Linked DNA regions of Mus musculus: all the other regions are linked to region 1. The links are chromatin loops, found by intact Hi-C in ENCODE. Cell type or tissue: left cerebral cortex. All regions are shown on one strand. Links, peaks and the distances in the headings refer to the core of each region. The heading gives the core; the rest is flanking DNA.

The links. A loop is a pair of places that touch in the nucleus more often than their neighbours do. Peaks named below come from ENCODE experiments on the same cell type or tissue, not always from the same donor. Only the 100,000 strongest peaks of a DNase experiment are listed, where the experiment ranks them.
Region 2: it touches region 1 in a loop (2.5-fold over the local background); 18 of 42 quality-filtered maps call a loop at or near these places.
Region 3: it touches region 1 in a loop (2.1-fold over the local background); 4 of 42 quality-filtered maps call a loop at or near these places.

Annotation. Positions count from the first base shown.
Region 1 is chr17:45,370,432-45,381,213 of GRCm38, reverse strand. No RefSeq gene overlaps it. Among named protein-coding and RNA genes, the nearest start is that of Cdc5l, 58 kb to the left of the region's middle. In left cerebral cortex, for the core only: a CTCF peak has its summit at 6,803 (motif pointing right); DNase peaks (open chromatin) are centred at 6,818 and 7,067.
Region 2 is chr17:45,289,764-45,300,545 of GRCm38, reverse strand. It overlaps Gm35204 (a long non-coding RNA gene), which reads right to left and starts at 2,485. Exons shown (of 2, transcript XR_876814.2): 1 at 2,315-2,485; 2 at 1,328-1,645. In left cerebral cortex, for the core only: a CTCF peak has its summit at 4,004 (motif pointing left); no DNase peak of the experiment used is centred there.
Region 3 is chr17:45,077,284-45,088,065 of GRCm38, reverse strand. All of the region lies in intron 11 of Supt3 (SPT3, SAGA and STAGA complex component), which reads right to left. Among named protein-coding and RNA genes, the nearest start is that of Gm35097, 65 kb to the left of the region's middle. In left cerebral cortex, for the core only: no CTCF peak of the experiment used is centred there; a DNase peak (open chromatin) is centred at 5,908.

The DNA of each region.
Region 1 (10,782 bases), core at 3,744-8,743:
GTTTTTTGCATTGGTCTTTGTAAGTGGGTTTCAACGTCCATTAGCCTCAGTGGATCTCACGCCCTGTAGCTACTATGCCAAAGCAGGGACATAGTTCTCAGGGATGGGCCGTGAGAAATGCCCATCAGAGCTACAGTTGAGGAAGAGATTAGAAGAACTGTAGTTCCAATCAGCTCTGTGTCTGACACCACAAGCTCTCAGTATTGTATTTCTTTTGCTGTCACAGTCTGGGGACAAGCAGTTTCCTGTTAAGAGTAGAGTGTCCTCTTTTGATGGCTAATCTTCGTTGTTGATGTGGCCCCCATCTGGAATCAACTAAAACCCAAGGTGCTGGGGAGTCCTGGGAGGGATTTTCTTCATCAGTTTATCGGAGTAGTTGAAGCAGCAAGACCTATTCTGAATCTGCCACCTTCTAGTGGCAGCCACTTGGAAGGACATGGAAGAAAGACGCCTTTGCTGTCTACCTGCTTGCTCCTACTCTTGCTGGCAAGTTCATCTGTCCTGCTTCTGTGGTTGGTATTAAATCCAGCTTTTTCAGGATTCTGATGGAGACTGAAGACGAGTATCTCTCCAGGAACCATCTAGGGCGACAGAAGCAGAGTGGGACTGTCATTCTGAGATCTGTTACAGTGAGATCCAGCCTCACCGACTGAACAACTACCAGATTCTTGACTTTCCCCCTTCCCCTGGGGAGGCAGCCAGTTTTGGACCAGCGGGGACCACATCCTGCAAGGCAGTCTAATAAATTCCCTTTTAATATACATACTCACCCATCAGTTCTGGTCCTTTTGAAGATGACTAATACATCTTGTCACACCATTTTAAGCCAGCCCTAGAAATGGAACCTGCACAACCCCACCCCCACCCCCCAATTCTCATGGCAGGTGGGGAGGAGGGAAGAAGAGATTGTTCACTTGTCCAGAAGCCCATGGTAGGAACTTGTTAACCTTCCTTGTTCCCCATAGATGAACCAACAAGGGCAATCCACATGGTGCTGTTAGTGAAGGTAGGGAGGAGCCTACATGTCCACAGTGCACCCTTAGCAGCACCTACAGATATGGAGCACTGTGGTCTTCCACCCAGGGCCTGCTCCAGCTGCTGTGCTCCGTGCTGTCTTGCTAGGTCCTCTCCACTGTTTTCCTGGCACTCATGTCCCTGGCTCACTCACAGCTACAGTGCTGTGTGAGTCAGGCACAATGGTACACTTAGATGGGAGACTGAGGCAGGAGGATTACCATGAGTTTGAAGCCATTCTGAATTATAGTGGGAGACCATCACAGCAGAGTGACAACCAGAAAGAGGAAGAAATAGCTGGGCCCAGGGGTGGTGGAGCATGCCTGGAATCCCAGCACTCAGGAGGTAGAGGCAGGAGGATCAAGAGTTCCCGGCTAGCCTGGCTACATAGTGAGACTCTATCACACTCAGACATATTTTCGTAACTTTTGTGCACTTTTCTCTCAAATACTTATTTTCAACTGTCTTCTAAAGTCTCCTTTTTTTTTCTGTTTATCTTCCTATATACACGCTACACAATAACACATTCCAGTTGTTTTAAAGACTTAACATGAAAAACAAGTCCTGAAACCATTAGAAAAAAACCCCAGCAGGCTATTTTTAAGGTCTCAGGCAGAGAGGTGTACTTAAAATGGATCACCACTCCACACCCCTTGACCACAAAGGACGAGAGCCATCCGACTGACTTCGTTTTCAGGATGGTAAATGGTAGCATCTGAAAAAGGACAGGCAGATGGCCCAGTAGAAAAAAAGATGAACAGGAAGTTCGCAGAGGAGCATATCTCAGTGGCTAACACACACGAGGAAAGATGTCAGCCTTGTCATTCACTGGGGAAAGAAACATTAAAACAAGTTGGGTGTGGTAATTCCGGCACTTGGGAGGCTGAAGCAGGCGGATCACTATGGTTTAGAGAGTAACAGTGATTCCAAGACTGCCTAAGTTAAAGAATGAACTGTGTCTCAAAAACCAGTCAACCAACCAACTACCCAATCAACCAACCAACCATTCATCATCCACCCATCGATCTATCCATCCATCAGCTAACCAACCAGCCAATCAGTCAGCAAGCCAGCCAGCCAACCAACCAACAAGCCAACCAGTGAACTAATGAACCAACCAACTAGCCAGCTAACCAACTAGTCAATCAGCCAGCAGTATTTGTCTTTCTGTATCTCGGATACTTCACTTAAGAATAATTTCTGGGGGGCCGGAGAGACAGATTATGTCTTAAGAATGCTGGCTGCTCTTCCAGAGGTCCAAAGTTCAATTCCCATCTACATGATGTTTCACAATCATCTATAATGGGATGTGATGCCCTCCTTCTGGTGTGCAGGCATATATGCAGACAGAGTACTCACACACATAAAATACATAAATAAAGAATCTATTTTACAGATAATAACCTTCAGTTCCTCCCATTTTCCTGCAGATGTCGTGACTTCACTCTTCTTTCTGGCTGAGTAAGGTCCCATCGCGTGTTTCTTTATCTGTTCATTGGCTGATGGGTGTCTAGGCTGCTTCTGCCTTCTGTGTATTCAGGAGCAGTATAGCAGTATGGTAAGCCCCACAGTCTAGTATGTAATTAACAATTAAAATATAATCTCCTTGATCCTCCAAGTTACAGTAGACGCAGTTCATCAGACAAACCTCACTGCCTTGTCTGTCGTGTCTGACTCTAGCAAGGCTGCCCTGTAAATGCTTTGGTTTGAATTTTTAAAAATTCCTCCGAGAAAATATGGATTAGCCAAATTATTTTTTTGAAAGACTCAACTGCTGTATGACATTTTCTTAATTCATTAATTTTTGAGATGAGGACTGGCTACATAACTTGCTTCATAATTCAGGCTGACTTCAAGCCTTCTGCCTCAGCTTCTCAAGTTCTGGGTTCACTGGGCTTGGCTGTGCAGCATTTTGGGGGAAAAAAAAACATAGACACCAAAAAGTCATCTAAGGTGTTATTTGTCCTTAGCAACTTGAACAAGTTTATTTAATTCTTACTTATGTTATATGTGTGTGTGTGTGTCTGCATGCATTTATGCCATGAAGCCCTGGAGTGTTGGATCCCCTGGAACTATAGTTGCTGGGAACTGTACACCCCCTTCCCCACCCCTGTCCCTCTAGTTCCTGCTTTTCTGCTCATCTCCATTCTAATCTGCTTTCGTCAATGCCTTGGGCATTCCTTACTTAACTTTCTCCGAAACTTCCTTTCATCCCTGTCAATCTCTACTCTGGCTTCACTCAGACAGCACGGCCTTTTTTCTCCCTCTTCTCCATCTTCCAGCTGTGGACTAAGAACCTCAAAGAGGGAACCTGAATCTCCCAAGTAATGCATCGACTCTGGTGGGACTCCCCAGAATTTCCACTAACAAGTTTCCAGCAGGAAGCAGAGATCCTGTCTCCACAACTACCGTGTGTCAGGAGTTTGCACCGATCACCTTTCTCAACCACCCAGCAGAATTCTGTTTCTCTGTACAGACCAGGAGGTGGTGGGTTGGGCTTTGGGTTCAGGCCCTGGGTCAAGTTCCCAGAGCTGGAGGGTCTGTTTGACAAGTAGGGCCTTCTCCAGGCAAGCACCCCTTCTGGCCTGGGGGTTGGCCCTGGCCCTGGAGCCCACCCGGCAGCCAGTCCACTGGCGCTGGCTGCTGTGGGTGGTGGAGGAAGGGCTCGCTGGTCCCACTGCCTTTCTGTGGCTTGAACAGGAAAGAGACAAAGGTTCCATTTTAGGGCTGAGGAAAAGCATTTGAGGTATTTCCATGGGAAGTGGCAGCCAACAAAAGCTGTGCTGGGTGGTGTTCTAGTTAATTGCAGGAAGGCAGGCAGGCCTCTAGGATATTACCTTTCTCGACTGGAAAGTGTTTCTTTGAAAAACGTTTTGGTTTAGCCTAGGCCTCCTAAGTTTTAGCAGATCTGCTAGTTCATAACTATGAAGAGAGTCACCAAGTTGGTCCTCAGGGGCTGGGAGGGAGGGAGGTGGAGGCAGCATAGGGCTTGAACAAACCACCCAGACGACAGCTCTCTGCTAAATGATGGCTGCAAAACACTGGATTAGATTTCTCAACCCATGGAAAGTCCTAAAGGGGGCTGTTCCCTGGGGGGCCTGCCTCCCCCAAACGGAAACAGAACCTGCGCCACTGAAGGAAACCTCTCCTGCCCCTGCGATCGGGAGAGGGCAGGAAATGAAGCCAGCGCTCTTCTTAAGCTGTTTCCACCCCCCCCTTTTTAATAATGAAAAAAAAAATTAAAAGAAGAAGAAGAAGAAGAAGAAGCATTTACAAAGTTATGAATTCCAGGGTGTTGGGTTCGACATGTTGCTTTCCCGGGTGACTGACAGAATGTCTGCCATTCGAAGCTCTGGTCCACCAGAGTGAATGAGGCCAGCTCCCCAGGGAAACCTCACCTAACTTACACCTCAGGTTTCCTTGCCTAGGAAGGGATCAGTTTGCTGTGATCACAAATCCTGACCATGTCTTCTATGCCTACGTGAAGTGTGTGTATGCACGCATGTGTGCGCGCGTGTTTACATGCATGTGGTGAAGACCGGAGGTCACATCAGGTATCTTCTATGGCTCTCCCCTTTACTGTTTCAAGGCAAGGTTTCTCACTGAACCCGGTGCTGATTCAGCTAGACTGGGGAGTGGGGCGGCGGGAACAAGCCCCAGAGATCTGCCTCCCCACCTCCCCAGTGCCGGGATCACGTGTCCACCACGTGCTCAGCTTTTTAACATAGGTTCTGGAGACTGAACTCAGGTCCTTATGTTTGCCCGACAGATACTTTGAGCATCTCCCTTGTGCCTTCAGGTTTTTTTTTTTTTTTATGCTGGGGATGGAACCTAAGCCCTTTACTTGCTAGGTAAGTGCTCTGTCATTTAGCTATCCCACTGGTTCTGAGGCAGGGCTTCTTGAAGGAGGTGAGAACAAGCATTCAGACCACCGAGCACTGCATGGGGCTCTTCCCACAGGACTGCTCCCCAAACAGAACACTGCTGTTGGCGAGGGTGGATTTCCATCTGACTGATAGACACGTGGACACAGAAGTCTATGAATAAAAACCCAGTGCATTCCCTTCTCCTGGCGTCCCATGATCCCCAACCTCCAATGTGAACACTGTCACAGTTGAGCTCCGTGGGGTCCGCCCCAAGAGTCCTCGAATCACCACTGCCTGGGCTGCCCTAGTTCCTGCTCCTGTTTCTGGGCCCTGAGGCTGGCTCCTTCGCTGCTTGGCCTGTGTTGGTGGGAAATGTTACTGGGACATTCATTCCTCTTTCTGGCTCCTGCTGGACCAGCTGCTAGCCATAGCCCTCTGCTGGGGTCTCTTCCTGTTAGTGACCCTCCTACACAGCCCTCTTCCCTTTCTCTTTCAGGGCTAGAGATGGTTGGGGGCTCTGGGTGCTTTGTCTTCCCTGGCTAGCTTCCTTCCCTTCAGTCTTATGAAGAAACAATTTATTAAACTCTCCTTAAGCCATCCCAGAAGATTTTTCAGTTCTTGGACTAGGAAGACATATTTTGTAAAATGAAAAATGGTGTTAGATATCTATGTAGACTCTATCTATCTATCATTTTTCAATCATCTTCTCTATCTACCTATCTATTATCTATCTATCTATCTATCTATCTATCTATCATTTTTCAATCATCTCTATCTACCTATCTATTATCTATCTAGATATCTATCTATCATCTATTTATCAAATTATCTATCTATCCATTTCTGTCTATCTATCCATTTCTATCTATCCATTCATTTTTATCTATCCCTATCTATCTTTCTCTCTTTCTCTTTCTTTCTTTCTTTCTTTCTTTCTTTCTTTCTTTCTTCCTTTCTTATCTATCTATCATCTAGTGTGTTTGTGTGTGTGTGTGTGTGTGTGTGCGTGCCTATGACAAGGTCAGAGGACAACTTTCAGGAGTCAGTTCTCTCTCTCCTCTCATTTTCAGTGACTGAACTCGGGTCAGCAGGCTGAGTGGCCAGCACCCTCTGCCACTAAGCCATTTCTCTTGCCTCATCTGCTGTTTTTTAGGACCATGGAGAATATCAGGATTACTTGTCATCAGCGAGCCTAATGACATCTATTTAAATTTGTGTTCAGTGTCTGTTCTAATGGTATTTTCGAACCTTCTGGAATGCTTGCTGTGAGCCCGTGTCCCCTCCACTTTTTTTTTTATTATTATTATATCTAAGTACACTACAGCTGTCTTCAGATACACCAGAAGAGGGTGTCAGATCTCATTATGGATGGTTGTGTGCCACCATGTGGTTGGTGGGATTTGAACTCGGGACCTTCAGAAGCGCAGTCCGTGCTCTTAACCACTGAGCCATCTCTCCAGCCCCCTCCACTCTCTTAATCTCACTTCCAGCCTCCCCTGCACAACTGCACACCGGTGTAGCCGCTGGCCTTGGGAACTGACAGCCACGGGCGACAAGGAAGCCTCACTATAGAGTGGGCTCTGCTGTGAGCCTATAATATGAACAGCTGGCTTTCAGGGAGGCAACCAATGTCCTCCAGGCACATCCCATTATGTCTATGAGCTGCAAAAATACTGACTTATGGAGGGAGAAAAACCCTATCCGACTGAAGCAGAGAAAAATCACAGTTTTAAGAGAGCCTTTGCATGATATTTTGTGGGATCCGTTCTTGGGGCTTTGTGTGTTCCCTGAAAAAAACAAAACATGGAGAAGGCTCTCACTGGTCTGGAGCAGTGGCCACATGTCTGAGGGTAGAGAGACATGGCTGTCCGATGGTCCCCTCTCCTCCTTCAGCTCCCTCAGGGCTTCCACACTTATAGCCAGCAGGGGTCGCTGCTGCCCAAGACACGGTGCCCAGGCTGCGGGGGACCATGGCGCCCAGAAGGCAGGCCACTCCAAATATATTGGGAGATTTTTCTTTCCAGCAGGTTAGAAACCTGCCCACTCTGCACTTCTGTCTAAGAGAATGAGCGAGCCCCATTTCTTCTTCTCCCCAAGACCCCATAGAGGTCCGCGGGGCTGTGTCCTCACACAGCGTGTGCAGCTGGGAGGTCTCCCAGCACCATGTCTGCCAGGTCAAGCGGTCTGGGCATCAACAACTTTCAGTCCCTCTCCTGTAAGTTAGACTGGTGGTAGCCTTGCCAGCCACACTGGTCAGGAGAAACTGGGGGCGGGAGAGGGGCGGAGGTGTCAGAGAGCTGCTAAGCAAGTTGTCTAACACAGATGGGGAAGGAAAGAGGATCCATTTTGGATCCAGGACACTGTGTGTACTTGGACTGACACTCAGATACCGAAGTCCAAAATGAAGACTCATCAGGCCCTACACTCTGTAAAATCAGCCCTGGGCACTTGGTGAGATGCCTAGACTGAGTGTTGTGTCCTGTGGCTTGTTGACACACACATCCCTCCAGTTTGTTGTTCCCTGATTTAAGAACGATGACACGTCACTTCAATCAGGACAAGTGACACATTTATTAAGATGGCTAGTCAGAGTGCCAGCTCTTCTCCTGTGTCCATGTGCTCTGGGTGTGGCCACTGTTGCTTTCGTAGGTGAGAATTAATTCTTTACAGAAAAAAATGCCCTCTCTGGATGGGCATGGCTCTTGTGGCCCAAGTCTGCACAGGAGCCATGCTTGCCCTGATCTCCTTAGTTTGACACATGGATGCAGTGGCACAATGGCACAGGGCGCTCCTGCTGACAGTTGCCTGTTTCTATAAAGGACCTTTGGAGAGGACTGGTCAGGAAGGAGAGTGAGCTGAAGAGATATCTCTGACTTGGAGATATCTCCTTGGCTGGTTCCTCTGCACAGAGCTGTCAGCACCACCTGGGAGCACCCAGACATCTTACTCAGGAGAACAAGGACAGGGAAAGTCCCGGGGGGGGGGGAGGGCGTGTTGAGGGGATATATACACCCATGCACAAGTGTATCTAACCCTTGAGGCTGATGGAGAGTAGGAAGGTGATGCAGACTACAGGGGACAGGGAAGTGTAGCCAAGAGAGGCCTGGCTTTGAGCTTCAGGGCCAGGCCAGAATGAGCCAGGACACCCAGAGGTTGGGGAGGAGAGGGAGAAGAGCGAAGTCGCTGAGGAGTCCAGGTGAGGAGGTAACTCCTTCCTCTCACAGGTGTTCCTGGAGGTTTATTCCCATGCCACACCAACGATCTTTCTGGAAACTTCCATCAGCAGCTCTGAGCTGTCTTCTGCCTGTTGTTCCAGCTCCTGTTTAGAGTCGTGGGAACTAAAGAGAAAGTCACAGCTCCTCTGTGCATGCGCCGAGAGAGGACGCCTTGGGACAGAGGACCATGCCCAGAAAGGCTGGGAAGGAACAAGCCCCCTCAGTGGATGAGGGTGGCCCGGGAGGATGTGGGCCTTACACGGGGTCTTTATAGCTCTGCTATGTGTTCACATTGGCTCTGACCGGGGCCTGGGCCAAGCTCCCCATCCCTTAGCCCTCCCCCCACCTGCAGGAGGGCACAGCAGCCCCCAACCGGGGACTTTGGGTGCAGATCACTGGTTTTCTTCCACCTGGTGGCTGTTGTCTTCTCAAAGGCCAAATTCTGCCTTTTACTCATGCGCCAGGGTGGGGACCCTGTTTTCTTTTCCTCTCAAGTTCCCGCTTCTTTCAGAAGGTGCTGAGAAGGCTGAGAAGGGCCAATCAGGCAGGGAGGGCAGTGTGAGGACTGTCCCGGGAGGTCATCCTGCACTGGGCTGTCCCAACAAGAGCTTGAACTCAACCGAACCATGACCCCGAATTGGAAAGCACTGCTCCAACTCACCAAACTAAACCCAAATATTATTACTTTTTGACTGCACTCTGAATCTCATGACTGTTCTCTCTTTAATACCTTCCAAGCCAGTCTGAGCTAGACACAAACTTATGTGTTTTCTAAAACCGGACCCGAACTTGAAAATAATATCCTATGCGAGGTGACATGAAATGTTATCGACTTGGGCTGTCTTGGTTGTAGCAGCCATAAAGCCCCTTTTATGGCCCGTGTCCTTCTTGTTCTCTTAGCACTTAAACTTCCCTTCCTAGCGTTACAAACAGAAGTAGAATTTGCATACAGTAGAGTATCCTTCAGTGCACAGCTTGGATGCATGCCGAAGGATACGTGTGTGGAGGAGCTTGGCTCCTTCTCGTCAAGATGCTAGCACATGGCTGTCAGTTGGGGAAATTCTCTTTACCCTTTCCCTGACCAGCTTGCTCCCACCACACAGTCCTGTTCTGACTTCCATCTCCTTTTGCTTCTCACCCGAAGCATTCTGATCATCCCGACCCCTGTCTTAGAAAAACAGAGGACATGGAGATACCCATTTTATTGCTAGGACAACAGAGGTTCACTTATTTCTTTGGAGGCCACGGAGCTGGGGCGTGGCAGAGAAGGAGCCCACCAGGGTTCTGGCTGCTATTCCATGCCAACCTTTTAAGTTAGAGATTTATCCTGGGACGGATGCTTGCAGCATCTTCCTAGGGAGTGCAGCTCATATTTGTCTCTAGGACGCCATGGGACACACTCACCCCCACGGCGCCCGCCCCACTGCCCCAAGCTTTTTTTTTTTTAAACCTGCTCACTTTTAGAGACTTGTCAGCAGAGAGTGGATGTTCCTGCATATTGCTATCTGGGTTGCACCGCTCAGCACACAGGGACTTTTAGGGTTCCTACACATCCGGGGGTGATCACGTCCTGCCCTGGGCCGGGTCCCCTGACTTCAGTCTGCCTGTGTGTGGTGTCTGTTGGGGGCTCTAGCTGCTTGTTCTGTACAGACAAACTACATGTGACCCCCTGAGAGCAGCGCCTGTCTCCCTGAGCCACTGGGCAGGGAACATTGAGCAGGCTCCCAGGCCTGACTTCCTGGGGAGACATTTTCCAGGTCTATAACAATGTTGAGTTTGATTTGATTTCCCCCTTTGCAGGCGATTGTGTGGTTTGGGGTGTTTTGCTACTAGTTATAATCCCATAAAGCACAGCTGCTGAGATTTTTCCAAGAGGGCTGCTTTCAACCGCCCTCGTTGAAAAGGCTCTAATTTATTTCAGTCGCTTGTGGGAACCCGGCCTGAGCGCAAGACAAAGGCGTCCCTGTGTTGATATAATTGCCCTTCGAGAGTCTCCTTGGGGAGGTTCTACCATCCAGAGCCACCTTGCTGTCTTCCATGCCTCTTAGAGGGACATGGTAGTCCCTGGGCCTCCTGGGGCTTAGGAGCCAGGACAGGCTTCCCGGCTGGCTCATGTCCTGTGCTCACAGGCTTTGCCCCTCGGCCAGTCACATTAGTGTGAATTAATCTGGTTGTTCCTCCTGGTTTTATATGGAGCCAAGACCTGCCCACTGAGGGTGACACTCTGGGTGAAAAGATTGATGAAGAGGGAATCTCAGCGAAACAGAACTTCAGCAGGGGCAGACGTGTTGGCTCCATGCAGGGACTGCAGATTTAACTTGTCTAGATGGTCAGCCTTGGGCATGCCTCTCTCTGCCAACCCCAGCACTGGGACACTGACAGGCTGCTATGCCTGCCTATTGTGCTGGGATGGGGATTGCAGTCGGGAAGCAGGTGCTTCGGGATGCTGAGATCTCCCCCCCCCCCCCCGCCCCTTCCCTGCACTGAACTCAGTCAGCAGCCCAGCCCTGGAGAGGCCAGTGAGTTTTTGCTGCTTATCAGATCTTAGGTACATCTTAGCAGAGTTTTTCTTGAATGTAACTGCTTCCCAGTGGGAATCCGGGGAGTGCTATAAAGGCGGCTATGCTCAAGACCCTGCTTTCTCTGACACATGGAAGGTGCTTTCCACAGAGCCACAGGGAATACCT
Region 2 (10,782 bases), core at 1,863-6,862, 79 kb after region 1:
TTTCTGAAGCAGAAATCATATTTGGTCTTCCTGTTAATTAGGTGGATTAATGAGTAATAGGAACTACGGTTTTTAGTCACCAAGTGCTCTCAGTCCATACAGCTATGTCACAGCCTTGTTGGAGTTTGGTCCAGACCCCTGTGCCAAGCATGTTAGTTAGTTGTTTTCCCATCTCTGTGGGAGCCGGTGCTCTGTAGGTGTTCTGCAAGCTTGTGCTTGCTTCTGGACTATTTTGTAAGATGTGGGTCTTGACGAGCTTTTTGCATAGGGAGTCAGGGTGGTAGGTTCAAATCCTGTCGTTGATGCCGACCAGGTGAATAACGTCGGATAAGAGTCTTCCCTTTCTGGAGTCAACTGTTCTTATCTACAGGCCGATGTAGATGTGCAGAGATGCAAAGAGATGCGATGGAGCTGGGGTTAACACTTGACGTGCAGAGCAGACTTAAAAATATTAGTTAAAGAAAATTTCTAGTATTTGATTTCCTTTTCTTTTAAATTGGGATGACGAGCCCTGCCTGCTCTCTCGAAGGGACTATTGAGTGCCATGAAATTGTGCACTGAGGGTGTCACTGAGAAAAGATGTTCCTATGCTCTGCAATGACGAGGACTCAGCAGTTCAAACTGCATGGAAGATGTTTTCTTTATGTGCATTACAGAGAGGACTCTGGACACAGACTGGCTTTCGCTCCTGGCGATTTTGTTAACTCTTATTTGCAAACAGAGCCACGGAGGACCGACTAGTTTGCATCACCTCAGAGAGTAGAAATGGAGTTAGTTACTGGAGCCTCAGAGACTAAGAGCCCTTTATCTCTCCATCTAGGATGTTGGGACAGAGTCCCTGGCTCTTGGAAGGGGGTAAAAGTGGGGCACATTGAATTAGTAGGGTAACACCTAGCTCCAGAAACACTGTGGATACTGGGTGAGGGAACAAGAGAGCCTTAGCGAATTCAGGGAAGATGGCTAGTTTCATTTGGCAAGAGCCAGGGATGTGCAGCTCAGGGAGACATCACCAGAAATTGTTCAGTCCAGCTGGGTGAGGCAAAGTGAAGACTTCTTGGAGGCTGAGGCAGGAGGATCTGGGGTTGAAGGTCAGTCGGCACTACATACTAAACTCCTGTCTATACCAAGCTTTAGAGTGGGGGGCGGGGCTCAGATGAGGAGCCCACCTTCTAAGGGTGAGGAGACAAGACAACCCACCCACAGCCTTGGTGGGATGGCAAGAAGGAGTCAGTCTCGCTTTGTTTTGGAAAGCTCTAGGAGACATCTGTATACAGACAAGTGTGGGACCTGGGAGATGTCCCTACGGTTTAGCAAAACAGGCTGATAATTTTACTCCAGTAATTGTTACTTTTAATGAAATTTGGGTTGAGATAATAGTCAGGTCCGGTAGTAAGTCTGGTAGTCATTGTTGCTACTATTTATGGAACGCTTATGTATGCCAGGAACTACTGAATGCAGTAAATGACCACACAATGGGTAGCTTAAAGAAACAGACATTTGTTTCTCACAGTTCTGGAGACCAGACATCAGTCCCCAGCCCCCACCAGGTCCCAGGCCGCCCCCTCCGAGGGCTTTAGTGGAGGCTCTGACTTTGGCTTGTGGTTTTTGCCTGCAGGCTGTATGAGTCCTGTCTTCGGGAGCCATGCTGGGGAGAGAGAAATACAGGGTATGCATTTGGGCCATGTCTGTAGAAGGAGGACCCTGAGAATGGAGAATGGTCACCCCTCCAGAGCCTCTGGATCTTAGAGATGACCCTCCTCTCTGCTGTGAAAGGGGAAAGGGGTCCCCAGGGGCTACAGAGACTGGGTGGTCTGGGATGTAGGAGGTCAGAGAGGCTCACCTGGGATGTGGAGGGAGGGAACCCCTTTCACATGTGAGGACAGAAACGGCTGCCTTCCCAGGGTGGCGGGTAGAGAGGAAGCAGCCCCTAGCAGCTGGCCAGCCTGGGGCAGCAAGGAGCAGCTGTGACTGAGAGCTAGCTTGTTTCCCCACCCTTCCCGTCCCCTCCCCCAGGCTATTCTGGGCAGGAGGGGATGTGAGGTCTGAGCAGAGATGGGGTGGAGGAAACAGCGGTTGCTTCAATCTCCACTTCACCTCTTCATCCCTGGAGAGCCCCTCCTTCTCTTCTTTGCTCTCTTCTCTGGTTGGGAGGGACTAATTGGCCTGCAGGCCCCAGAACAAGGGGATCACAGACGGCGGCAAGCTTTTTACATGGCTGCTGGGGAATCCAAGCTCAGCTCCTCACGCTTGTGTGGCAAGCAAGCCCTTTCCAGACTGAACCATAGACTCAGCCCCCTGAGCTTCTTATACTCACCTTCAGTGCTGGGTTGGCCTCCTAATGGATCACTGGTCTTGACAGAGAAAGATTGAGACATCCTAATGAAAGGCCTTCTCACAAGACTGTACAAGTTCATACCTGTTGGAAGTCACTCTGTACCTTGAGGAGGAAACAACATGTGGTTAGGTATATGACAGTCCTTCCTGGGTCACATGGCCCTGCAGAAATGTCACATGATCCTAGCCACGCTGGGCAAAGGAGTCAGAGGTCAAAGGTCCAAGACTCCTAGGTGCTCTCTTATCTGGTCTGCTGTTATGGCTGATCTGACTCTTAAATCACACACCATCATCTTAGGATTTCCTAGCCGTGGCTTACTGCAGGCAGGACAACGGAGAGACTGGAGGATGAGTCCAGGGTGGCACACGTAGCCAGGGGACTAGTGTGGGACTTCTAAGGATTTCTCCACGATCTGTGTTTCACTGTGCCACACATGACTAGACTCCATCTAGTCTTGGAACAGCCCGGGTGAATGGAAACTTTCTGGATATCAAGGCATGTGGCACAGCAGTAAAGAGGCTAATGGACCCCAAGGAAGTTAGGAGGAAGTCCAAGGCGGTGCTCTCCATTCCCCAGGTTCCTGTGTGGCAAAGGTGGGGTCACCAGCTATTGTGGGCCGTGTCATAGAACACCATCCTCCAAACAAAACAGCCTCCATTTTCACCAGCTCAGCCGTGCATGAGGCCCATTGACTACTGATACCTGCTCCCAGAAGGACTGGGCAGGAAGGTCCCTGGTCCCTCACCTGACATTCCAGCCATTCCACTTGTATAAAGTGATGCCTCAATTGCATATGGTCTAAGGCTTTCCTCAAGATACTAGGACACATAGGCTGGAGGTTAATGGAAGCACCATCTGGCCATGATGTCACAGGGAAGCCACCATCCAGGCCTGGTAAAGGCATTCAAGAGCTGCTTTTGGGTCATCCATGTTCTAGGAAGCTACCCCTTACCCTTGCTCTGTAAATAAGACCAATAAACTCATTGTTTCCCCCAGGGTGAAGTTTTCAGGGATCGTAGTTTGATTTGCCATTGGAACCCAATGGGGAGGAGGGAGCCATTGTCAATATCCCTCTCCCTGGAGGCCGATTCTTACCATCCGGGAACAGAAAGCTGCTCTGTGTCTAGGCTGTGTCTGTGTCAGAAAGCCTCTTCGACCTGCAGACCCCAGTAACCCTGGAGACCATAAGGTCTTGATGGCTTTATTGATGGACGGAGCCTGTTGCTTCAGTTAGAAGCAAGCCTTTGAGATGAAAGGGAAGCTGCTGCCACAAACACCCTAGATTGAGACCTGCCTCATCCTTGCCCTGCAGATGTATCCTTTCCCTCTCATGAGCACTCTGGGGAACAGGCCCCATTCTTCCCCATGGTTTGCCTATTTCTGTATTGCATTGCTTACCTCTACCTACTGATCTGTTAAAACCCTTTATCTATCAGAAAGACTTGCTTTTATTATTATTTTTTAATCAAGAGTTGAGCTACAGTGGAAATCATTGCTATTTTGATATATTTAGTTAGTTTATAGAAATACTTTTCTTTGGTCTGGAAAGATGACCAGGTGGTTAATAATACTTGTTGCTCTTCCAGAGAACCCAAGTTAGCTTCCCAGCACCTTCTGCCACACAATCACCTAAATCTGGGGAGTAGTCTGTTGCCCTCTTCTGGCCTCTATAGGTACTACACTCATTTGTGCATAAATGAAAACATGGAAAATTAGAAACAAAACAAAACTTTCCAAAGAATGCTTTTTGATATTTCGGGGTTTCTTTTTTGGGGTGTCTGCCATGCATAAAAAATTTTGATTTTCCACACATTAAAATCATCTGTTTTGATAATCTGGATATTCCTCTGGACTTAGAGTCTCTCTCTCTCTCTCTCTCTCTCTCTCTCTCTCTCTCTCTCTCTCTCTCTCTCTCTCTCCCCCTCTCTCCCTCTCTCCCTCTCTCCCTCTCTCTCCTTTCCTCTCCTTTCCTCCCTTTCCACCTCCCCCCTCTGTGTATGTGTGTGTACTTGTATGGAAGTCAGAGACTCATGCTTGCTTTAGGGTGTCTTTCTCAGTTTCTTCTCCACTTTCTTTCAAGGCAGAGTCTCTCACTAACCCTGGAGTTCATGACTCAGCAAACCGCAGGGATCCTCCTGCCTGCTGTCTCTGCCTCCCCAGTGCTGGGATCTCAGGTGCCAGCTGCTCTTCCTGGATTTTTACATAGGTGCTGAAGGCCCAACTTTGTGTCTGTGTGGCAGACCCGCTCAGCTGGGCCACCCTCAGCCCATAAGGTTGTAAAAAGTTTCCCTTCCTCCCTCCTCCCTCTCTCGTCCTCCCCCTCCCTCCCTCTTCTTCTCTCCTTTCCCCTCCCTCCTTCCCCTCTCTCCCTCCTCCCCCTCCCTCCTTTTCTCTCTCTCCTTCTCTCTCTCTCCTCCCTTCCCTCCTTCTCCCAACCTCTTCCCCATCCCTCCTCCTTTTCCTTCTCTCCTTCTCCCTCCCTTCTCACCACTCTCCCCCCTCCTTTCTTTAACACTTTAACAGTTTTATCTCCCTCTTTGATGGTTGTTGAGTTTTCTAATTGAGTCCATGTTACTTTCAGCCAGGTTGCTGACAGGATGCAGACCTGGGATTTTTTTCATATAGTTGAAAATTTTGATGATATTAATTTATTTCTCAAATCCCATGTTTTCTCCATTATTTCAAACTGACATTGGCTATAATAGGTACAAAATTTCTGTTAGATTTCAAACTCTTAATATCAAAGACGAACTGACTAGGGCCGAGGAGAGAGGAAGGAAAAGCCAGTGGCGAGGGGTCAGGGGGTAAAAGCAGACTATAGTGCGTGAGTGGACATGCCACATCGAAAACACTCACTTTGTACAATTAACATGTCCTAAAGATATTTAAAGCAATACAAATAATTTTCCTGTTTTGAGCCAGGGTCTCATGTACCACAGGATAGCCTTGAACTTACTAAGTAGCTGAGGATAACCCTGAACTCCTCATCCTCCTGTCTCAGCATCCCTAAAGGTTGAATAACCCTGGCTTTTAAATCCATGACTTGAAAAACCGCTTACTTACATCCTGCGGACCACTTCTGTGCCCCCCCCCCCCCACCGTGTGCCATCTGCTAATCTATTTATATCCCAGTCTACAGCCTCAGAACAACAAGCAGCTGTGGGTGTCAGGTGGGGCAGGACGATGGGACCCTCATTTCTCCCTTTTCTGGAGTTGTCTGGATTTTTCAATGTGGAATTTACAATCAGATAACAGTACACACACACACACACACACACACACACACACACACACACACACTGGCTTTTTATTGGAATTTCACTTATTTCAAACACTCCCCCATCGCACAATTCTGTGACCTTGACTGTTCCCCTGCCACTCCATCGGTTCAAGTCCTGGTCCCTCCAACGCCCCCATCTCCTTCTGAGCCAAGGTTCAGTCATATCAACCTCATGTGGCCTTAAGATGGACTGTCACCAACACCCAGAAAGGGGTTTTGGAGGCAGAGAGAGAGAGAGAGGGAGAGAGAGAGAGAGAGAGAGAGAGAACTACATCTGAATACCAAGAACCGAAAGTCAGCAACTTTGGTCAAAGATAGAATAGAAGAGGCCCGTATGAAGGGCTGTGGGCTGTGGGGAGATCTGAGGGCAGGCAGGGGAAGAGAAACTTCGAGGAGTGGCCAGGGAGGAGAAGAAAGTGGGACCTCCAGATAGGAGCCTGGTCCCGAGCCGTGGGAGCAGGTGCACCAGCCACAGGAGGGCACAGCGGTGGTGGGCGTGGGGGGGCACAGCGGAAGGCAGATTTCTCTTCCTGCAGGATCTCCACTCACTGCAGTCTTTAGCCAACTCAGTGGAGGGCAATGTCCTCAGCTTCAAAATCACATTTTACTGAGATAAATGGCATGCATTGAGAAATGCCAAAGCACACACGTTCCTTGTTTGCACCACCATCTGAGATGCTGTTCCAAGTTCCCCTTGCATCTCTAGAGGTTGCCAGTGTCCTGATGTTGTTGTTGTTGTTTTTAAATCAAAATATGATTACTATTATAATATGGAAAAAAGACCTTAGAAAATTCAAGGTTAGGGATGAAATGTACTGAAAAGGGGATTAGAACCCAGGCCAAGATGGGACACTGTGGGAGAATCAGGAGTGGGAACATCTTACAGGCCTGTCGAGGAGGAACAAGGTCCCAAAATGCCTCCATCTTCATGAGGGACCTTAGCTACCCAACTCAGAGGAAACAGCCTGAGGCCAGCCCCATGGCGGTTGGGGTGACTAGTTCCAATACTTGGTGACCCCATGCAGATCACTGTAGCTCTTTACTTAATGTAGCCCAAGATGGCTACCTGGATGCAGTACACAGGACCTTGGCTGGGCAGGAAAGCCCAGCTAGTCTGCAGATTCCAAGACACTGTGAAGGTTTCTGTAATTCTCTGGGGCCTTCTGGTTTCTCTCATGGGTTTCTTCCTGCACGTATTGCTTCACTTGCTCAAGGCCCAAGAGAACCTCTGTCACTACTGTGGAACATTTTGGTCATAACTCTGACCTCTGTATCTTAGCCCTGTGCCAAGGGAAGAGAACGACCTTTTTCTCTGTGGAAATTAAGTGTGATGGTGAACATACATGATATACATACATACATACACACACACACACACACACACACACATATATATGCATATATGATATACGTGTATACATATATACATACACACATACATATATGTGTAGGACATCCATATGCATATGTATATACCTACATACACACACACACACACGCACACACATGCACGCACAAACACACGCGCATGCGTACACACGCACATGCACATAGCCTTTCTTCCTGGAAAGGTTGGAGAGATGCAACAAGGTTCAGGAAGGTCCTTGAATTTAGGGGAATCAGCTCCCAGATGAGCTGAGGTGTTCTAGTGCCAGGGTGCAGGGTGATGGTCAACGGTCCTGGGAGGCAGGACTTTGGGACGCTGGTGTAGGAGGCAATGCCTAGTCTTGGCAGTGTCTACTCGAGGCAGGGAGGTGGAGTCCTTGGATGTATTTGCAGCCAGGCAAGTGGTGACCACATGGTACTTGCTGAGCAGCTGCTGAGCTGCAGTCCCCTAATTAGAGAGGGCAAGTCCTGTTTGAAGCCTCAAACTCAGGCTCAGGTTCTAATCAGCGTTTGCATTCCAGCACATCTGGCAAAAATGAAAACAGCTGTGAGGATGGCAAGATGCAGGGGACAGGAGAATCTGTCCTTGCTTGTCAGCGTCCAGCAGATACCGAGCTCTTCACGTTGAGTTTTCTTTGTCTCCCTTCCTTTTAGGCTTTCCAAGGAACATGGTGCCTCTAAGCAGGCATGTGCTTTGACCCCCAAAAGACACCCTTTGCGTCACTGACAGTCCCTTTGTATTGGGCTACTGTCTGTCATTTCTGATGGGCTGGCTGGTGGGAACTGTCCCACAGACTCCAGCCCCAGGGCTGACAGTAGGTCTGTCTTCAAGCTGTTGGGCTGTGTTCAAGTCACAAACAAAACCAGAGAACACGATTCACGGCCCCATGGGTACCACTTTTCAGCTGGTGATGGGTTTGGCCTCTGTCCTCTGCTTTGTGGGTCAGCAGAGAAAGTGCCCACTTACACAGGATGTAATTTTAAGAGCTCCAACATGACCAGCTATCCTTTGGCTTGGGATAGAAATATCCATGGAGGAAATGTGTTAAGATCAAGGAGGTTCCTGTCAAAAGAAACAGCTGGCCAGACAGGGACAACCTGCTTTACACAGCTCATTATTGATGTGTAAGGCATAGAACAAGCTTCCACAGTCTCTTCTTGTTTCAGTGAGGCGGGACCTGGTGGGCAGGTGGTGCCCCTGTGCTGATCTGTGCTTGTCTGAGACTGTGGGGAGCTGCCTGGTCCTCCGGCATCTCCCCATTGCTCCTCTGAAATCTGGAGAAACCTGCTTTGACAAGGTCATGGAAAAGTTCATAATAAATTGTTCCCTTGTTCAAATCACATCTCAATGAGAGCCACCCTGACCGCCATCTTTCACACTGTCACCAGCCGCCACTTATAATGTCTGGCTTTCCTGCTCTATTTTCATTTAATGTGCATTCACTTAGCATACAATATATTTTTACCTCATGATTATTTTCTGTTTCCTGTTAGAAAATGAGCTTCAGGAGGGCATGGAAGCCAGGCAGGCTTTTACTGTGGTGGGGGCTAGGTATACGGGACGGGACATGTAGCACTAGATACCTTTTATGTGGAGACACTGGAGGGAAATATCTACAGCTCTGACTCTTGGAGATGGCTTTTTCTTTTCTTTCCAACGTGTCTTATGGAGATGGCTCAGGGGATGAAGCAACAGGTTCTTGGAGAAACTGGGAATCAGTAAGGCCCACTTCCACTGACTTGGCAGCTGAGTGTGGATTTAAAGAGTGAATAGTGATTAGGGAAACAACCTCCCACGTAGCCGCCTGACCTTTTTTTTTTTTTTTTTTTTTAATTTTTTCCCTTGTACCTGTACTGTGTTCTATAGCACAAGGACTTCCTGCCACCATTTTCCTCAATCCCAGCACTGGAAACGAGGCCTGGCAATGTGTTAGATACACTCCAAGATGGAAGACTCACCATTTTCTCATGCTCCTGATTGATAAAGGAAACCAGTGACCCAGGTCTAAAAGGGAGACCAAGGAAGCCCTGGCTTTCTTTGACTCTTAAAAAGTAGGCTACTCTCAAACAATGGAGGTTTCTGAATGACCCAGTGGATAAAAGGGAACTATTTCCAGCAAGCACGAAAATATTCTGGTTTTTTTCTTTTCTTTTCTTTCCAACGTGTCTTATGGACAGCACTCTGGGCTAGGTCCAGAGGGGGAAACCAGGAGGAACATAGATTGGGGAAACATATGTCCTGCTTAATTGGGGACAGTTATGGCTTGCACCTGGTGGCCTGGTCTAATGTGCGGGAGTTCCTCTTTTTCTGTTGTTTGTTTTAGTTTGCTCTGAGAGGGCCTTTCTACATAGCTGGGGCTGGCCTTGAACTTGAGGCTTCTCCTGCCTCAGCCCTCTGAGTACTGAGATTACAGGTGGGCAGCACCATGGCTGGCTTTGTTTCTCTTTCAATCTCAGGAGCATCGAGACTGGCTTGAGAAACGAATAATGCCCTTGACCCTCTACTGGCAATCTCGCGGGCTGGTAGGACCAGATAACAGCTCCTGTTTGGGGGAATGAGTTAGGGTAAGCGGGGCTGCAGTCAAGGGTTTCCAAGGAGTGAGGCAACAGCCCTTTCCCCTCCTTCACTCAGGTTCTGGTGGGCTAAAGTGAGCGTTCTTAGCAGGCCACCCACATGGTACCAATGTGAGCCATCAAAAGTGTACATGCTATGGAGGTGGTACCCTCTGGAGTCACCCCAAGGTATACGGTATAAAGGGTGACCCTTGGAATTGCACCCAAAGCTCCCATGGGTGTTGGGTTTGTAAAGGTTGAGAGATCAGTGTCTTAGTTTGATCAGCCATTTAAGATCACAGGCTTGCTCTGTTCCTTATTAAGTCCCTTGGTTCTAGTTTTTCCAGGAAGCCTTCCAGTACAACATGAGTTGATCTGAGCTGTTTTTAACCATCAGCTACTAACCTGAGCCCTTCAGAGACCTTTAGAGAAAGTAGTCCGATCTGATGGTCTTCAGCCATGACTGGAGAGGCAATAAGAGGATACATGTGCCCGAGACCCTTGGTGATTGACATGTCTGTGGGGAAGGAGAGCTGTGGGCGTGTGTGTAAGGTTCTTGCTTGTGGGCTGAGGTAGGAGCCTCTTATCTCTCTTGTAGACTTGAAGACTTTGGTGACAAGGAGGACAGAACCTCTTGAAGTTGGCTCTGTTGGCTGACCTCACTGCCCCTACATGATGACTTGTTTTCTGGATTCCCTACAGAGGCCAACTTCAGGGATGGAGAATAATTCATCTCTGGCCTTCTGCTGGAGGCAGAATGCAGCACAGAGTTGGTGGTGTTGGGGTGAGTGGAGGCAGAGAGAAGAAAGCAGACATGGTGCGGTTTTACTGCTCCTTCCAAAGTCCTTACTGCGGGCTACTGTCACTTGATTTAAATGACACCATCCATGGCCTCTCTGGAAAGACCGAAGAGACATCAGTGATTGGAAGGCTTCAGACTGGGCCTTGCACTAGGCTTCCTGAGGGCTGGGAACTTGGGACTGGCATGTGTCCCTTACCAATTGCAAAAGAGAAGTGTGTTCCTGGGGGAAGAGATGATAAAAAAGGAAGACAGGAGTGAAGGTATTTTCTTGAAGAAAAAGGTCTTCTATGACTAATGACTTCCATCTGCATCTTAATGGCCCAAACCATATCATATGTTTTCTTCTGTCAGACACACATACACACACACACACACACACACACACCGACAGTATAATTTTTAGAAGGATATCAAATTAACCCATGA
Region 3 (10,782 bases), core at 3,224-8,223, 290 kb after region 1:
TCTTTTCTTTTTTTAGGTTCATTCTCAGGCTTAATTCTTTGTTGGCTTTACTCCTTATGATAAGTAAAATATGATAATAATATTCTGTGTGCATCTGTGTGATCTCTGCAACTGCTGTTTGCTTTGCTTTGTCCAGGGTTGGGGATTGAACCTATGGCCTCAGTCATGCTTGGCAAGTACCCTACCATTAAGCTACACCTCCAGCCTGCAACCAGCTTTTGAAAACTAGAGATTTCCTGTGAGCTACCTTATAAGTAAGCCCTTTTCTCAAGGACTGGGAGATAGTAAAGGTGTTCTGACTGCTTAGCTTTTAACATTTCAGCTGGCACCAAGAGCCACATGCTTACATGCTTAGTCCCACAGTGGTTTCCTGACAAGGCTCTTCCATAGGCTCACCTCATATGGAACTTGGCGCAAATCTGGGAAGCAGGTGGGGTTACTACCTTGATTTTAAATGAGCAAAGTGTGGCTTAGGAAGGGTAGCTGACTTACCTACATCTCACGGACACAGTGAGCTGGAACTCAGAACCAGTCTCCCTAACGCCCAAGCCTCAGTTCCCATTGCCTCAGACTACACACCTGTGCCCTCAGGGATACACGGGCAAGGAAGGAATCAGGATGCTGATTCGTTCACTTTTGTTTTTCTGAGACAGGGCTTTACTGTGTAGTTCAGGCTGTACTGAAGCTCACAATTCTTCTGCCTCAGACTCTCCAATCTGCAATTATAGGCGTGTGTCCGCATGCCTGGCTTTCTTTAAAAGGTCATTTTAGTGTAAACAACTGAAACGAATGATATCTTGTGACTAACTTTAACTCAAACTAAGTTGTAGCTGACACCCTGAATATCAACACATGGGTTTAATGTACTTTAATGAGGTGCCTGGGAAATGGCACATGGCCAGCAAACACTTGTTGAATGAATCAGTACAAAATTGTACTGTATTTGTTTCATTCCAGTGCGCATGAGCGCTCCAAATAAACCTCAATTGCTACCCTGGTTTGATCCACCTCTAACTGGAATAATCTAGAGAAACAGCTAGAGAATGTAACTATTCAAGGTGAATTCATCTTCAAAGAAGACAAGAATAGACTCAAGGACAAGACACACAGACACTGTCCTATGTTCTTCCTGTCGACAGAATCATCTCAGGCAGTAACTATATACACACAGGAGAAAATATTAACTGAAAACAGATCACAAGACCTCTGTAAGAAATGAACAATACTGGCCAAGAAGAAATAAAGGCTAGTTCTTCGGCACAGGTTGGAGGCCTGAGCAGAACTGGATGATACACAGTGGGACATGCACGAAAGCCAGTGCATTGTGATGGCGAGGTGTTTAGCTAGGGAGAAGATGGACAGTGACTGTATGTTTGTAATGATGCTCTTAGCAGGCCTGGCCCAGAGCCCCATTGGCTGACATCTGGAACAATGCATAGATATTACTTCTTGGACTGTGGAGTCTGAGAAGTTGCAGAGTGGATCTAAGGCCAAGAGTTGGTCAGAGAGGACGAACGGAGTCTGGGAACCAAACTGTAGTTAATGGAAGGCCAACTTCCAAGAAACAGAATTTTAAAGTTAAAAATTGCTCAAGTAAGAATACACTTGGGCTCAGATTAAATTTTAACCAATAAACGATTTAAGGAGGCCTAGGGGATAGTTTCATTACTGAAAAATAAAAACTTAAATAAAATAAACACAAAATTGCTTGACTCATAGCCTCTTCCCGCTCCTATTTTCTTTTCCTTTCTGATTTGTTCAGTTTCTTTATGTCTCTCAGAAAGTCCCTGGGGAGATTTTAGAGGGACACACATGTCTTGACATATATTAGGCAGGTCAAATCCAGATGTATGTTTTTTAAATTAAGATGGCTTATTTAAAGCAATAAGAAGCTGCCACAGAACAGCCAAAATTATAGATATTAGAGATGGAAAAGACCCATTAGATCATCAAGTCTGTCCCTCAGGGCTAGTGCTGGAGAAGCAATCGAAATAAAATGATCCACCCGCTCCGACTGCTCACTCTCTGTGGCTGGAAGACAAAAAGCTCTTGAGAAAGCAGAAATGAATTTTGGAAGGTATGACTAAATACTGAACTTCTTTTTTTCAGTTATTTGGCTCTTTGTCAAGAGAATCTGGGGCTATTTTGTTCTGGGTCTTACATGTTCTTTATCTAGATATGAATCAATAAATCAATGAATGGACCTTTATGTGTGTAAAGATACAGACATATCTATATCTATATATATCCCATCCTCATATGTGCAGCTATATCTATCTCATGGCTTTTGATTCCTTCAGTCATAAGAATCTTACTTATATTCACAGTAAGTTACTGGCTCATGCAGAGACACATGTAGGTTATGGCTAACAGTTGTTGGTATGGAAACTGTACCCTTGGGAGCAAGTCTTTTGTGGGAACTCAAGACAATGTAGCTGTTGATAACAGACAGGTGATACATATAGGCATGAACTTAGCTCATGGGATGAAAGTTTAAACACAACCCATGTGGAGACTAGCTTTGTCTTTAGCTTTACCTGACAGAAATAACCTCAATAATTTTAAATACCTGTAAAAATGCTTTTTACATAATGTCTGAAACATCTGTAGATGACATTTACCTAAATACAGGAGTGGGATAGAGCCAGCTCACTTGCTAAAGACCTTTGAGCTGGCTGACTGATCTGCAAATGGAGTTGCTTACTAGTAAATAGGTATTCTTAGAGGAGCGTTTCTCAACCTGTGGGTCTCCACCCTTTGGTGGGCCGCATATCAGAGATCCTGCGTATCAGATATTCACATTACGATCACAACGGTAGCAAAATTACAGTTATGAAGTAGTAATGAAATTCTTTTATGGTTGTGGGTCACCACTCCATGAGGAACTGTCTTAAAGGGTTGCAGCATCAGGAAGGGTGGGAATAGCTGTCTTAGAAGGACTCTCCTGACTGACAGAACCAACCAGACTTGGGCTGCTGATCCACTGCACATATGGCAGTGCAGACAGTCACACAATTATGGGAAAATAAATTTAACCTCAAATTGACTGACCAAGCTACTCGTTCTCTGAGAAGAAAAAAATGTGACATCTTTACAAAGAGCCATCATTTTACAGAACAAGGTCTCCTTGAAGAAATTAGGGAAAATATTGCCCATAATGCCTTCTAAGTAGATTTTTATTTTCTTACTATTTGAATTAAATCTTTGAGAAATGGGCTAGAAAGATGGTTCAGCTGTTAAAGGCTAAGACCCACAAGCAAGATGTGACAGAATGAATTCACATGGCTTACTGACCATGATCCTGTAGTAAAATACACTCGAAGCTTAGGTTACAAAATATTATGGTCCCTTCTTTGGTTTAGTTGACAAAATGTACCTAGAATTACTCCCACAAAAAGATTGTGCCTCAAGCCCTAAATGGACTTAGATAACTCTGATGTTATCATTCTCTAGCAAGTTTCCCCGAGACAAAGATCTTGCTTAAATGAGGCCCTAGTGGATTTCCTCTACGTTTGGGTGCCAAATAAAACAGAGAAGCCATATTCTCAGACATTGTTTCATGGTATAGACACCATGTCTTGCCTTTCTCAGCCATGACAAGAGTTTTGTTTCAGCTGTCAGTGTTTCCTGGTGAGGGAGAAAGAGGCTCAGAAGATGAGGCCGGAGGAAAAACAATCACCAGTGACACTAGACAAAGCTCCTGTCACTGTCATCTTTTCCAGCTTGCATTCTTCCCCTTTCAGATCCCCTCTTTTGCTAAGTCTCCTCTTCCCTTCCCCAACCAACTATACTTTAGGCCAGACTCCTCCTACCCTTTCTTTACGTCGTTGTCGCTTTTGGACCCAGCTCTACTCAGTGATCCATTCAGTGTACACACTCTTATGGTTTAGTCTCTATGCAGGACCAGAAACACATAAAAGCAAAAATGTAAGCATTTCAAATACATCTAACATGGGCTTTTAACTATTCCTTACAATGAAAAGTACAGAGAAACAGCTCCATTTAGATAACTGTTTCAAGTCAAAGATTTTTGTGTAGGATAGAAACATGACTTGTCTTTGAGTATCTTGGAGACAATCTTATTATCTCTATCCCTTGAATTCCAAGATCTCCATAGAAAAAAGATAGTATTTCCCTCTCTAAAAGACAGAAGAAAGAGGACATAAAAATATGTCCTTGGGCCAATGATCTGGCTCAGTGGGCAAAGCACTTGCCACTAAGTTTGATGAGCTGAGTTTGTGAGTCCACAGGATTCACATGGTGGGAGGAGAGAACTGACTCTCCCAAGTTGTCCTCTGACCTCCACATATGTGCTGTGGCAAGTGAGTATGCATGGGTGAGCACGTGAGTGTAAGCACACACACCATACAAAGTCAATTTAATTTAACATGTCCCTGTCAAGGTACCTGCTAGAATGAAAGCCAGTACATAACTCATTATCTAAGTATCCTATTGTGCCTGCTGCAGTCCTCGTGCTATTTGGGAAGGGCTCACCATCATGGAAGAATGCATGCTTTCTGACTTTACAGCTCTTCCCATCTCTTTCTGAGGGTCACTAAAGCCCACACACTGGCTCTGCTCACCCTCTGTTGTGGAGGCCCATCTCTCGAGCTGGCTAGTGTGGACTGGCAGATTCTTCTCCCAAAGCAGCAGGTTCTCATGTCTTTATGTTCCTCATGGAAACAGATATGGGCTGGCAGACAGGGTATCCCCAGTGTACTCAGAAACAAACCCAGCAGACACAACACAGAAGCAGCAGCATGGTCTGTCTCCTTTTGCCCTCCTAATGAGACCACCCTCTTTATTTGTAGAATGGTTTCTGCATGTTGCCCCTAAGTTTGACCCTCAGGTAGTTCAAATTTTTATATACTGGAGTGACTCAAGCATTACCCCATAGAAAAGGCTACTGTGATGGGGAGGGCACATCTGTGATCAGGGAGCAGCTGGGTATAAGGTATCAAATACACCCACAGGTCTCACACTGTACCGGCTAGTTTATGTCAAGTTGACATAGGCTATTGAGGAAATGCTTCCATCAGGTTGGCCTATTGGCAATGCTGTGGGGCACTGTCTTGATTAATGATTGATTTGGGAGGGCCCAGCCCACTGTGGGCGGTATCCTCCCTAGGCAGGTGGTTCTGGGATATAGAAGGAAGCAAGCAGAGCTAGTCATGGGGAGCAGTCCTTAAACAGCACTGCTCTGTGCCCCCTGCTTTAGTTCCTGCCTGGACTTCCCTCGGTGACAGAGTGTGACATGTAAGTTGTTAAGCTGAATTAAAACCCTCTCCTATCCAAGTTGGGTTTTTGGTGATGATATTTGATCATGGTACTAGAAACCCTAACACACACACACACACACACACACACACACACACACACACACACACACACATATTACAGTGGGCACATGTGGGTTTTATTTTTCCTGTTTTGGTTCAAGGACAGCCTTTGAGTTCCCCACTCCTTCTGATCTGTCTAAAAGGCAGCCAACCATTTATCCTCTCATTATTCTTGTTTAATACAAGACTAAGGAGCTTCGCACTGTGTGCCATGAAGCCTCCACAAGCTGACTATCTTTAACAGTGGCAGTGACAGCTATGCATGCCCTCAGGTCTCCAGGGAGGAAATGGCTGTTCTCAGAAGACATTGAGTCTTGCTGACCTGCTACTTTATGAGGAGAATGGCAGGTTGGCCGTCTTTTACTGTATCGTCTGCCTTTTTGAAAAGTTGCCCAAAGAGTTCCAAGCAGAGTGAAAAGGAAGCTACTGGTGTCAAGATGCTCAGACCTTTCTCATGCTTTGCTCGCTGAGGAAGGAAGCTGTTTGTACTTAGCTCTCTCTCACTTCTCCAGCCTGAGCCAAGGCAGTCAAGAGAGGGTGGTGTTTATCCCTGAACAAAAATCCCAGCATTCCGCCCTGAGCTCTGGCAGTCGAATGTGGCTATCACAGCTTTAAGACAGATAGTCTCTTCTCTGGGAGACTACACACTAATTATAATGCTTCTGCCCGAGGGAGCTCACACATGCAAACCATTATGTAAAGTAGAAGTGCCTTTTCTTTAAGAATATTCAGGATCATTCGACATGGTTTCTTCAATGCTACAAAATCGGGCCAAAAATGAAAATAAACAGTTTTAAGTATTTGCAACCTAACTCTCTCATGCATTTATGGAAATGCAGTCCCGGTGCCCTGACCAGTGGCCTGCACCTTCAGGAGCACAGCTTCTGTCTGTCTCCAGTTCTCTAGCACTTGTACTCTCAACTGACATCGGGTCAGCCTCACTGGGCTACTCACAGGACAGCAGCCCTGGCTATGACCAAATAGTTGGGCTTTGAGGGAACCAACGCACAACAGGAAACAGGCAGCAGCTCCTTGTAAATTAAACAAACTCCCTATAAATTAAACGCAGTAACACATGAGCACAAGCATGGGGCACGACAACAGGACAGGACTTTTCAAAGCAGCCATTAAATGTATGGTGCTGCTTTTCCTAATGACGTGCTGCGATAATTTAAGGCTAAGGTGATGATTCCGTTGATTTAACAGTTTAACATGGAACTCATAAATGAGAATAAAATCTGCAATAAAGAAGTCACGGTTGCTTTAACATTCATGAGTGGAGAACTAGGTGTGCTATAATATGAGAGAAAGATATATATTTCAATTCTGTCAACATTTTAATGCCATAAACTAGCCCAAAACATTTGGGTTGAGCAGTAAAGCCATTTCCAGTTCAAAGAAATATCCTTCTATAAAAAATCCCAGCATTCGGTGGAGCGCCCTTGTTGTATTTTTGCTTCCATTGTCTGAGCATTCTCTCTCCCATACTGCTTCCTTTATGTGATATTCTGACAAAACAAGAGATAGAAAGCACTTACATACTCTCTTATGGAGCACAGACCACTGCCATGGCATGGAGGTCTAATCTAGGAAGAGGATGGAAGACGAAGACAGGACACTCTTCCTGATCCATGTGGGGTGTGAGGTAAAGGGCCGTTCACCAAGGTGAACAACCTAGATGGAGAGACCTGGCTGCTCGGCCTCTCTTCATTTTCTTTTGTGAGACTAAGATTTCACATATCCCAAACTGCCCTTGAACTCGCTACAGAACTGAATCTGACCTCCATCTTCTGCTCGTCTTGTCCCTACCTCCCCAGTACTGAGATTATACGGATGCACCATTACAGCCAGCTATGCAGGGCTGAGAATGGGATCCAGGTCTTCATGCACTGGGCAAGCAAGGGAGCCATATCCCTGGTCCTGCTGTCAATCATTTGCATTCACTGGCTTGTTTTCCATTAGAGAAAACAAAAAAAAGAATCCATAGCAACTGGGCTAGTGTGTGTGTGTGTGTGTGTGTGTGTGTGTGTGTGTGTGTGTGTGTGTATGTTCCGACTTTGCTCCTTCTGTTTTTTTGTGTCCCCCAAACTCCACTAGTCCTTTAGGACAGAAGAGATGACACTGTTCCTAGCCTTTAACTGGATTTCCACAGTAACCATTAAGCCTACATGAGAACTGTCCCCATCCTTGCCCATAGCCTCATTAGACAAGGGGAAAGCATGTTCAGAAATGTGACACTAACACCTGACACCCTGTCAAGATGCCAATAAATATTCACTAGAAAATGTAGTAACACACTCATAATGGCGACACTGCCTGTAAAGGCTAAATTGATTAAATACTTATTATGTGCTAAGCACTACTCTAAGTCCTTGTTAGGGCTCATTAAAACGATACCCCAAAGTATGACACTCTGAATGAAGGGAACCTGAAGCAGAAGGCCTTATGAAATGCCTTAGAATCAAATCCTTTTAGTCTTCACTGCTGACGATGGTGGGGCTCATGCTGATGTTCCCTTATATCCAAGGGCCTGTTTTCTAGAAAACATTCATGACCTTAAACTTACTCCTCAGAAATCTCCTCAAAGTACCAGAGAAGAGAACTAAAGGTCCCTGTAACCACAGAGACTTCTCTCACAGTGAGGGTCTACTTGTCTTATTCCATAGCTTGCTGTAACCTGCATCACTCAGAACATTTTGCTCTGGGGTCTATCTTCTTTGAGATTATTAATTTCTCCTAAAACTCATTTGCCATCCTCTTTGCTCTTCTAAAGTTGACTATAGACACTTCCCATCCTCCGGTAGCTTCTATCCCCTCTGAAGCTAACCCCCGCTGCCTTTTAAAAACGTAACCGAGCATCTTGCCTACAAGTATGTTTGTATATTATTTGCATGCCTGGTACCTGTAGAGGTCAGAAGAGGGTGTTAGACCTCTGGAACCAAGTTACAGATGGTTGTGAGCTACCATGTAGATGCTAGGAACTGAACTTGGGTCCTCTGCCAGAGCAGCAGGTGCTCTTAACCATCAAGCCACCTCTCGGCACAGAAGGTATTTAAAAAAATTTTTTTAAAATGATTTCATAAAATGCACTCTGTCCTTTCATCGTGCTTACCCTCATTACTCTCTCTTATCCCTTTCCTACTCCATGTGATCCTCTTCCTCAAAGCAGATGTTTGAGCTTCAAACCCCCATTCCTTCTTACGAGTCTCCATCGTGCACAGCATGCTTATGTGCATCAGCACAGCCAAATGCCCTTTCTCTGTTCCTTCATTGTCAGCTCATCTCAGCGAACCTCCAGAGGGCTCAGGGGACACTTACTCTACCCACATCCTTCACAGCAACCCTGTAAGGCAGGTACCATTTATTACTGCCTTTACCACATATCAGGAAAGAAGGAGGTAAATACAGAGAACCTTTGAGTTTCTTTGTTTTGATAATCTCTTGTTAATTTAGCTGAACTTAGGTTATGTGCTGGAAACAAAGGTAAGCTGGAGAATAAATGCTAGTTGATAGACTTAAGTAAAAGATAGGTTAATCCACACATACCACACCACACACACACACACACACACACACATATATACATACACCACACCATACATATACACACACATATATAACACATACACACAAACCACACATACACTCTCCCGACTCCCACACGCACGTGCACTCCCACAGCATTTCCATACAGTTCCAGATCATGCCCCGAACCCATCTCTAAGTTAGCCCATCCATATGCTGATCCACAACTGGAATGAAAAGCAGAGTTTTATACTCTGTCTATTGTCATGATGGAGTGACAGTCACCTGGACAGGAACATATGAAGGCACCAAGCACAATTTTCTTTAATTGTGTTAACAGAGCCTGCTTCTATTGCTGTTAGAGACTTAATGATTGATATCTTTGCTTTATATATTGCTGTATATAACCCCTCTCTACACAGTGACAATGGCTGTGAGATATATTCTGCTTGAATACAGAAAAAATCTGTATGGTATGATTATCATCATCATCATCATCATCATCATCACCAATAGCTTGATAACATGAAGCTAAAGGCAAAAGGGAAAAAATAATGTGAAGTTGAAGGAGATTTCAATTTGTGAGTTCCCAGCACTTCTGGACACTGCTGAGGTGAATTTGGATTGGGTCTCTGAGGCTTTCATGATTCTAACCAAATGCAGCTTCCAAGACAGATTGATCTAAAGAGGAGCGAGCCCGTCCCACTCAGTGTAACTAACAGTCTGTTCTCTGCATGCTAGCCTGGGCCAGGCGGCTTGCTTTGCTCCCTCCAGAAGAGGGTGATTCTGAGCCTCTTCCTCGTGGGTGTTTATGATGAAGGAAGGACCGACCACTGCTCGGAGCTCTGCAAGGCGAATCCTCGTGGAAGCAAACAGAGTTTATTTTTCAGGTGGGAACGTTTTTAGAGTTTACTGGAGATTTTCATTTCCAAATCTCCAAATTCAACAATTCTTCAGCCTCTGTAAGCCTTCAGATGGAAGGTCCAATATTTAGAGTAAACAGTGTCCCAGTCTCCCCTTCTGAGCAGCTTTCTTTCTCAGCCCTGTCACAAAAGTGTTAAGTCCTGGCAACTGGAACACAGAGCCTCTTTGTGGTAAAGCTTCCTACTAAACCATGCCGACCGTGTTGCTAATGAGTTACTGCTTAACAGAACCCTAGAAGGACACTGAAAAACGAAAATACCCTGACAAACGTGTTGACCAAAGGATGCCAACAACTCTCCCAGGGTTCTATCCGAAATTCAAGGATTAAAAAAAAAAGGAAAAATGAACTGTAGTGTATGTGAAAAATCATAACATTGAAACATAAGTCCATTTATCTTCTAACTATTTTTCTAGTTCTCGTCCAAAATTTTGCTGGTTATTAAAACATGCCTGTGTAAATATGAATGTTCTGCTTTATAACTTAACTCCCGTTTCTTGTCCTTACGATATAATAATGTCATTGTTTGTTATATCACACTTATTCTTAAAGTGGCGGGGCTTGATTTCCAGGGCTGGTTGTCACGCCGAGGAAGGGCTTTGTGATGGGAAAATGAAAGGCTAATCGGGAATCTCTGAAGGCCGGGGGAAGGCTGTCTGCAGCCCTGAGGATTCTACAGGAATGCATATTAGCACACGTGGAGCTGTTCGCAGTGGTCTCCTAACTGCTCCCTGGGCCCTCCATGGCTGCGATGTCCACTGATAAGATGAAGGGGAACCTCACTGCAAGAACATCAGTGAAGTCATTCAAATTCCCAGACTGGGGCTGGTCATGGGCAAACATCATATTCCATAAGCATGTTCCCTCTGCCCTGGGGAGAGAACGCCCACTCCTGGATCTCTTTGGAGGTATCCATAGTCAACTGCCTGTGTACCCAATTGTACCCAACTCTCCTCAGTCATGAGGACCACCAAAAATGAGAGCTCATAGCAGGCT